Regions from separate parts of the Homo sapiens genome. Here region 1 is linked to region 2. Evidence: chromatin contacts called from ENCODE Hi-C or POLR2A ChIA-PET data. All regions are on one chromosome and are shown on one strand. The core of a region is the stretch at or near the end of the contact, and the rest is flanking DNA. Distances in the headings are between cores, read along the strand shown.

Evidence for each region. Hi-C counts contacts between places; a loop is a spot of excess contacts on that map. ChIA-PET counts read pairs that join two places held with the same protein, here RNA polymerase II (POLR2A). Pooled maps may share reads with other maps.
Region 1: a map of endothelial cell of umbilical vein shows a loop between it and region 2 (4-fold over the local background). The contact joins two enhancer-like sites. A Hi-C loop is called at or near these places in 1 of 168 maps with a recorded cell type or tissue (endothelial cell of umbilical vein) and 6 of 50 pooled maps. POLR2A ChIA-PET finds 5 or more read pairs at or near these places in 1 of 52 experiments (activated T-cell).

What each region holds. Positions count from the first base shown.
Region 1 is chr3:188,898,474-188,901,868 of GRCh38, reverse strand. No RefSeq gene overlaps it. Among named protein-coding and RNA genes, the nearest start is that of TPRG1-AS1, 47 kb to the left of the region's middle. RefSeq lists an enhancer at 399-1,598. Within about 2 kb of position 1,373, at least 7 of the 41 ENCODE cell types and tissues checked have a DNase peak (open chromatin) inside an H3K27ac peak, as active enhancers do; they include endothelial cell of umbilical vein, where a contact is called at or near this core.
Region 2 is chr3:188,260,841-188,264,483 of GRCh38, reverse strand. All of the region lies in intron 2 of LPP (LIM domain containing preferred translocation partner in lipoma), which reads right to left. Among named protein-coding and RNA genes, the nearest start is that of FLJ42393, 84 kb to the right of the region's middle. Within about 2 kb of position 1,308, at least 19 of the 41 ENCODE cell types and tissues checked have a DNase peak (open chromatin) inside an H3K27ac peak, as active enhancers do; they include endothelial cell of umbilical vein, where a contact is called at or near this core.

The sequences.
Region 1 (3,395 bases), core at 124-2,623, 640 kb before region 2:
GCGTATCCCACAGTTGAAAGGGGCTTTAATTGATTTTCAGAGGGGTACTGCACCTCCTTGTGAATGCTCTAGCTTCTAACAATAATGGGAGGAAAATCTTTTTGAGAGGGATAGCAGGCTTTCTCTGAAGGTGGCACGGGACAGCTGATCTGTGCTGCCACCAGATTGATTGGGAGAGGCAGAAAGCTGAGGGTGATGACTGTTCAACATATAGCCTAAAGTGGTAGCTAATAGAGACTGAACCTAGGAGTTGGATGGGGCAGGGGCTTATTGGTTTTAGAAGGAGTGGAGAACATACTGGAACTTCATTCAGTCTGAAATGCTTGGATCAGACAATTTTGGTTATCTATCATCTGCCATACATGTGAGAGAAGGGACTTATCTGACCTTCCAGACGCACGTTTAAACAGTATCCTTTGTTTCCACTCTCTGAAGACATTCCCAGAGCTTAGGCTCTGCTTACTTCTTCATTTCCTCTGTGAGAAAAGTCACTACCAATCGTGTCTCCAGTGATCTAGTCTGCATGGAACACGGCTCTGAATCACTTTCCTTTCCTCAAACACCACTTGCTTCCCAAAAGGCAGAGCTAAAAAGAAGAGTCTGCAGGGAGGCAGAAGAGAGTGCTAATAGTCCAAAGGTGTGAGAGCTTGTTTTTGAAGGAACAGAACTCCTGAAGAAAGAGAGAATTTACCAGTCTGAACTGCTTGGCAGGGAATGTCGTGGCGACACTGCAGGTCTCAGGATGGCCGGAAAAATGTTGGCTCCTCAATGAGCAACTTTGGCAAGGTCCCTTCCAACTTGGATTTCAGTATTCTTTATTGCTTTTGTGAACAAAACATAACAACAAAAACAACAAAAATCCAAGCCAAAAGCCATTGCTAAACTTAGGGGTATTCTTGGGAATTTTGGGATTCTCACCCCTTCTATTTTTCTCCATCATAAGTGGTTATGATGTGCAGGAAGTCATTCTGTCCAGACAGCAAACTATAACAACAGCCTGGAACATTTCCATTGTACTGAGTCAAAAAAAAAAAAAAAATGAAAAGTGCCAGAGGAAGTAATATTAGTCAGTATTTAGTCACACTTAAAAACAATGGGATAGCTTAGGTTGGCTTGACATCACACATTTTCATCTGGTTATGGCCAAGATGAAGCCCTTTCAGCTGGCAAATTTTGTCTGGTGTTTGAAAAGATTTGAGTCCCCTCACTTCTCCCCACCCCATTACAATAAATAACAGAAAATAGTTCTTCACAGCCCTGGAGGAAAAAGATCTTGCGTACAAACTAACAAAGATTTGGGAAGGGTAGAAATGGAATGGAAAACATCTCAGAGGCAACGAAGGGCAAGTCCACACTGGTCTGTCTTCATCTCCTCCTGGAGAAGGGTAATTGCCTTGCTCCTGCTCTGCAACCACACCTCTGGGTCTCCATTTTTTACAGGGACAGCTCTAGAAAGAGGCCTCTTAACCCTTACAATCCCACACACAGACACTCATTCCCTCATTCATTCAAGTCTCCACTTGATATGCATTTATTCAAGGTCTGTTCTATACCTGGCACCATGCATATGGGAATAAGTAAAACCCAATTTGCGACCTTTAGGGCTTTAGTCTAGATGGAATTTTGACCAGAGGAAAAGGAAATTTTAGTTTCACATGACTATCCTAGTGTATGTGTGTTTCAAGTTGCATAGGCACACTTACGAGAGGCAAACACCTTCCTGGAGGCCAAAGAAAGGAGATTTCCTGGAGGCGGTAACCTGAGGGCTGGGTCTTGGAGTGCGGAATTGTTAAAGATAAACAAAGGCAGACGTGTTAAAGTGGTGAAAATAAATCTTGCACAGTAAGCGCTGACAGTAGGGAAAAAAAGCTCAGCTCTGTTCCCAATTGTGTGGAGGTAACTGGGTGTTTTAGAAGGAGAATGAAGGAGTAGGGACAGGGAGTGAGCTCAAGCAGTCAGGAAAGTGAACAGTTACAAAAAGTGGGTTGGAGGGCAGGTCAGTGTAAATGTGATGAAGCCAGCCGTGTCTGCTTTTTAGGAGTCTATTCTCCCATGGAGATTTAGAGACCAAGGCCCTATCCTTCCTGATGATTACCTTTCAAAGGAATGGCTTTGCTTTCAGGTCCTTGAGAAAGACACTCCTGGGTTGTAGGAGACACATACACATACATCTCAAAGTAACAGAGGAAAGATTTACAATTGCAAGCTCCTTAAAGTAAATTCTCTAAGAAAGAGGGAGACGGCGACCTCTCCTCAAGTCTCAGCTAGAAGATACAGTAAATTCTTTTTACAACTACTAAGTTTTTCAGACAGCAACTAAAAGATGGGCTAGGTCTTCCCAGAGATGCAGCCTTGGGTTGCCAGAAGCTATGCTAGGGTTGGTCAAGTCTTTTCCAGCAGGGGTTCAGGATGGAGGCATTATGTGCCGAGAGTTCTTTTATAATTCTCAGAAAGGAAGGGGAAGGAGCAGTCTACCCAGAGATGTGAGATCTGTTGGAGAAGGGTATGTACTTTAATGGCAGGTGTGTTGGGGAGAAGTGGGAATAGATAAGATAACCTGAAGACTTCAAAGTTTTGCTGAGGAATTTTGATCATGTCTTAGGGGTGAAGGAGAGACAGTAAATAGGATCAGGGGATCAGGGGGACAGTGGGGTCCAATTTGTGGCTTGGAAATGCCAGGCTGCCTGCAGTGGTGGATGGCTTAGAGATGGTGATGAGGGGGTAAGGACAGAACTGAGACTGGGATATAAGTGAGGACTCTGGAAGGGTTTCCTAGAGAAACAGAAGCCTGGACTAGGGTGTTATGGACCAAGCCCAAGTGAGGGAGAGAGCCATATTAAGGGGAAGGAAAGAATAGGGCGTGGGAATGAGAAAGAGGGATCTAGGATAAAATTGAGATTTGGGCGCTGGGTGACCCAACAGACATGCAGACTTTGTTGACATGACTACCTTGTCTTTGCTTTTTTTCTTCCTTTTCTTCCTCCTGTTTACTGTGCTCATCCCCTTTATTAGAGAATTAGGAGTGAAGGAGGCTGTCCGATCTGAATTTAGGAATCTTGCTTGTGGCACTTCATGCAGAATTCTCTACCACTATTAGTTTTACATCATCCTAGGGAAATCATGAGAATGTACTGACTTCCTAAGCAGACTTTGCAAGGCAGAAAGAGGTGAATGCTTTGCTTTGGACATGAATCTGGAGTGAACTTGAAGAAGAATCAATTTAATTCCATTGGATAATAACTTATTTGGGATAAGTATATCTAGCTTATCCAGGATATGCTAGAAACTTTGGGAGCATTTAGGTTAATAAGATAATTTTCTGGCCAGAGGAATCATGACAATTGCATAGGTATGCAGACATGTATGCAACTAAGGAATGATAGTTTGCATAGTAA
Region 2 (3,643 bases), core at 59-2,558:
AAACATTTCTCAGAGCAAATGCTTTATGATTCAGAGAATAACATATTCTCATCCCGTTTCCTTTGACTGCTACAGCTCTCCTCTCATTCCTGTCTTCTCCTTGCCTTTCTTCAACTTGGAAGTGGTTATTTGCCCTCAGATGTGGCCTCATAATTATTCCCATTCAAAATCTCTCTCTCTCTTTCTCTCTCCCTCTCTGTCTCTCTCTCTCTCACACACACACACAAAACTAATGTTTGTTCCTATTGTTCTTGCCTTCATTAGAAGGTAACAGATCTATAAAAGGTAGCATGTGCACTTACTCATTTTAAAGAAAGCTTAATAAGCACCTACTAATAAGCATCCTACTCTCCAGCTGTTTATATTCTAGGGGAGGAGATCAAACATGTCCAACACAAACTGCTCAGCAATGTCGAAGGTGATATGTACAAGACAGGCCTACATGACAGAGCTCACCTAGCTCTGGGAACTGTGGAAGGCTTCCTACATAATACACCTTGCACACAGTAGACCCTCCATAAAAGTCTGTTAAGGGGATGAATGAAGAACAAAATCAGTGAGGATTCACTTGAACATGGACTTAAAAGAATGCGTAAGATTTGGGCAAGCCAAAATGAGAACGCCAACAGTTTAGGAGTGAGAGTGACAGCTACAGGGAGGCAGGAAAATGAGAGGACGCTCCCAGCAATGACTAGAAAGAAGTCTGGTGCAAAAGAAAAATGCTATCAGTGATGGGTTAGAAAGGTACTTATTAAATGAGCTAAGAAAAAACTTTCTACGTGACGGATTATGAGCTAGTCACTGTTAAACCCTTTACAAATATTAACTTATTTAATTCTCACAATGACCCTATTCCTATTCCACAAATGAGGAAAGTGAGGAGCAGGGAGGTGCAGCAACCTCCCGGGGAAAGTGTTGCTTGGTGCTGGAGCAGCCTGGCTGCAAGGTGTGGCTCATAACAACTACCTTACTGTATCTCCACAGCCTATCAATGTCTGGGAGGACAGATCATAGAAAGCCTTAAATGCCAGATGGAGGAGTCCACGCTCTCTTCCATATGCAAAAGGAAGCAACTGAAGGTTTTGAGAGAGAAAATAATAGGGTTGGATTTAGGGAAGATGAATAATTTGGCATTTGTGTTGAAGTCTGACTGGAGCTGGTGAATGGATTAGCGCTTAAGTGATGAATCAACTCCAACATCACCCGCTACCCTCTGCCCCATCATACCCTCATAAATCACTGTGTCATTGTTATGTACATAGTCCAACAGGATATCCAGTAATTTTTCTGTGTACACTCAGACTCTGAAATTTGATTTGTATATTGGAATAGTTTGTTCCCATCTGATTTCCGGGCCGAGGATTCCATGGAGGGATGGCATGGCTGCAGTCAGCAGTGAATGGCCTCTTAGTCTAGCCGGAACACTCCAAGAGGCAGCATTGTACATGTACTGAATAGTCACAAAAATAGCTCAGCTAAAGGACACAGAAAAAAAAAAACTGCACTCTTTGGAGCTGACGTATTTTTCCTTTTCTCCCTCTGCCACTGTTTCTATGACCTAGTAAGGAGGCATCACTGTAGAATGGAAAAAGCACTGAACGAAAATTCAGGAGACCTGGGTTCGAGCACAGATTACCACTTTTTTTTTTTTAACATGATTTCAGACAAGTTCTAGATTTCAGTTTTCCTATCTGTAAAATGAGAGACTGATTCTTAACTCGAGTGATTTTTTTTCCCCGTGTGTGTGTGTGAGACAGAGAGAGAAAGACAGAGAGAGGAGAGAGGAGAGAGAGAAAGAAGAGGAGAAAGAGAACTGAGATAGAGTGAGAGACAGAGAAGAGAGAGAGACAAGAGAGAGAGAGAGATGAGGGGGTGTCAAAAATATACAAGTGCATTTGGGGTGAGATAAGTTTATTTTAAATCTTGAATCCTTTAAAAACGTTACATAAAATAGAGCTGAGAACTAGGTTACAGAGGGTGAGTTAAGATTTTAAAACTTGAGGTCTGATAGCAAAATGGACTTCTACAAATAAAATGTCACAGTAGTTAGCTGTAAGGGGTGGGATTACAGGTACAATCCTTTTCATTTTATAGTTTCCTGTATATTGAAAACCTATACATGAGTACATATTACTTTCACTGTTAAAAAAAAAAACACTATTTTCAATATCTATTTTATTATTAAGAATTTTAAGACTACCCATAATCGTGCTTGGTAGGGAATATCGGTAGAGTCAAGCAGCTCGTTGGCAATGTGAGATGCAGTCTCCTCATTTTTGTAAAGGAAAGGCAGGCTGGAGACCATCATCATCAACTCTGCACTGCCTCAAACCCCTTCGGGGTATATACCCTGGCTTCTAGATGTGTCCTCTTCCCACCAGCCTGGGAGAGAGCCGAATCCCATGCATTCGTCAACCCCAGCATGTAGCACAGTGCCTGCCACATCCTAAATACTTAGGCAACAGTTTCTAACTTAAGAAACAACCTTTCTAAGAACCACTACAGTAGGAAATGAAGATAATATTCAGTTATATCTAACGAACTGTGGTGCTTTTGTCTTTGTTTTATAGACAGAGTTGCACTCTGTGACCCAAGCTGAAGTGCAATGGCACCGTTCTAGCTCACTGCAGCCTTAAACTCCTGGGTTCAAGCGATCCTCCCACCTCCTCAGCCTCCTGAGTGGGTAGGACTACAGATATGTGCCACCACATCTAGCTAATATATATTTTTTTTTTTTTTGGAGAGACAGGGTCTCACTGTGTTGCCCAGGCTGGTCTCAAACCTTTGACCTCAAGCAATTCTCCTACCTTGGTCTCCCAAACTGCTGGAATTACAGGCATGAGCCACCATGTCCGGTCCCAAGAATTGTTTTTCCTTTTTTCATCATGAAGCTATATATGATTTAAATATAACAGTCACTTCTTTAAAAATTAGACTTTGAGTCTGAGCGAAAATCTATAGCTATTTAAAAGATGACAAATATCTGTATGTTGATTGACTTAAAATTTTTTCAAGGCATATTGCTGAGTGAAAAAAATAAATGATAGCACCTGCAGTAATTTACGTAAATTGTAAATGCCGTCATTCACATAAAAGTTGCATGTGTGTATGTGTGTGTGTGTGTCTGTGTAGAGAGAAAGAGAGACTCTAAAAAAGGTATTTTCCAAAACTTTAACAAGGATTATCACTACAGAATAGTCCCAGCTACTTAGAAGGCTGAGGTGGGAGGGTTGATTGAGCCCAGAAGTTCGCAGCTACAGTGAGCCATAATCGTGCTGCTGCATTCCAGCCTGGATGACAAAGGGAGATGCTGTCTCAAAAACAAACAATCTAGTAAGATTATTGTTTTCCTATTTGTACTTTTCTGCCTTGTTCAAATTGTCTTTAGTGCTCAGAAACATTTCTTTTTTTAACATGGAGTCTCGCTCTGTGGCCCAGGCTGGAGTGCAGTGACACTATCTCAGCTCACTGCAACCTCCGCCTCCCGGGTTCAAGGGATTCTCCTGACAGCCTCCTGAGTAGCTGGGACTACGGGATTCTCCTGACTCAGCCTCCTGAGTAGCTGGGACTACAGGCATGCACCACCACGCCCTGCTAATTTTTTTGTATTTTTAGTAGAGACAGGGTTTCACCAAGTTGGTCA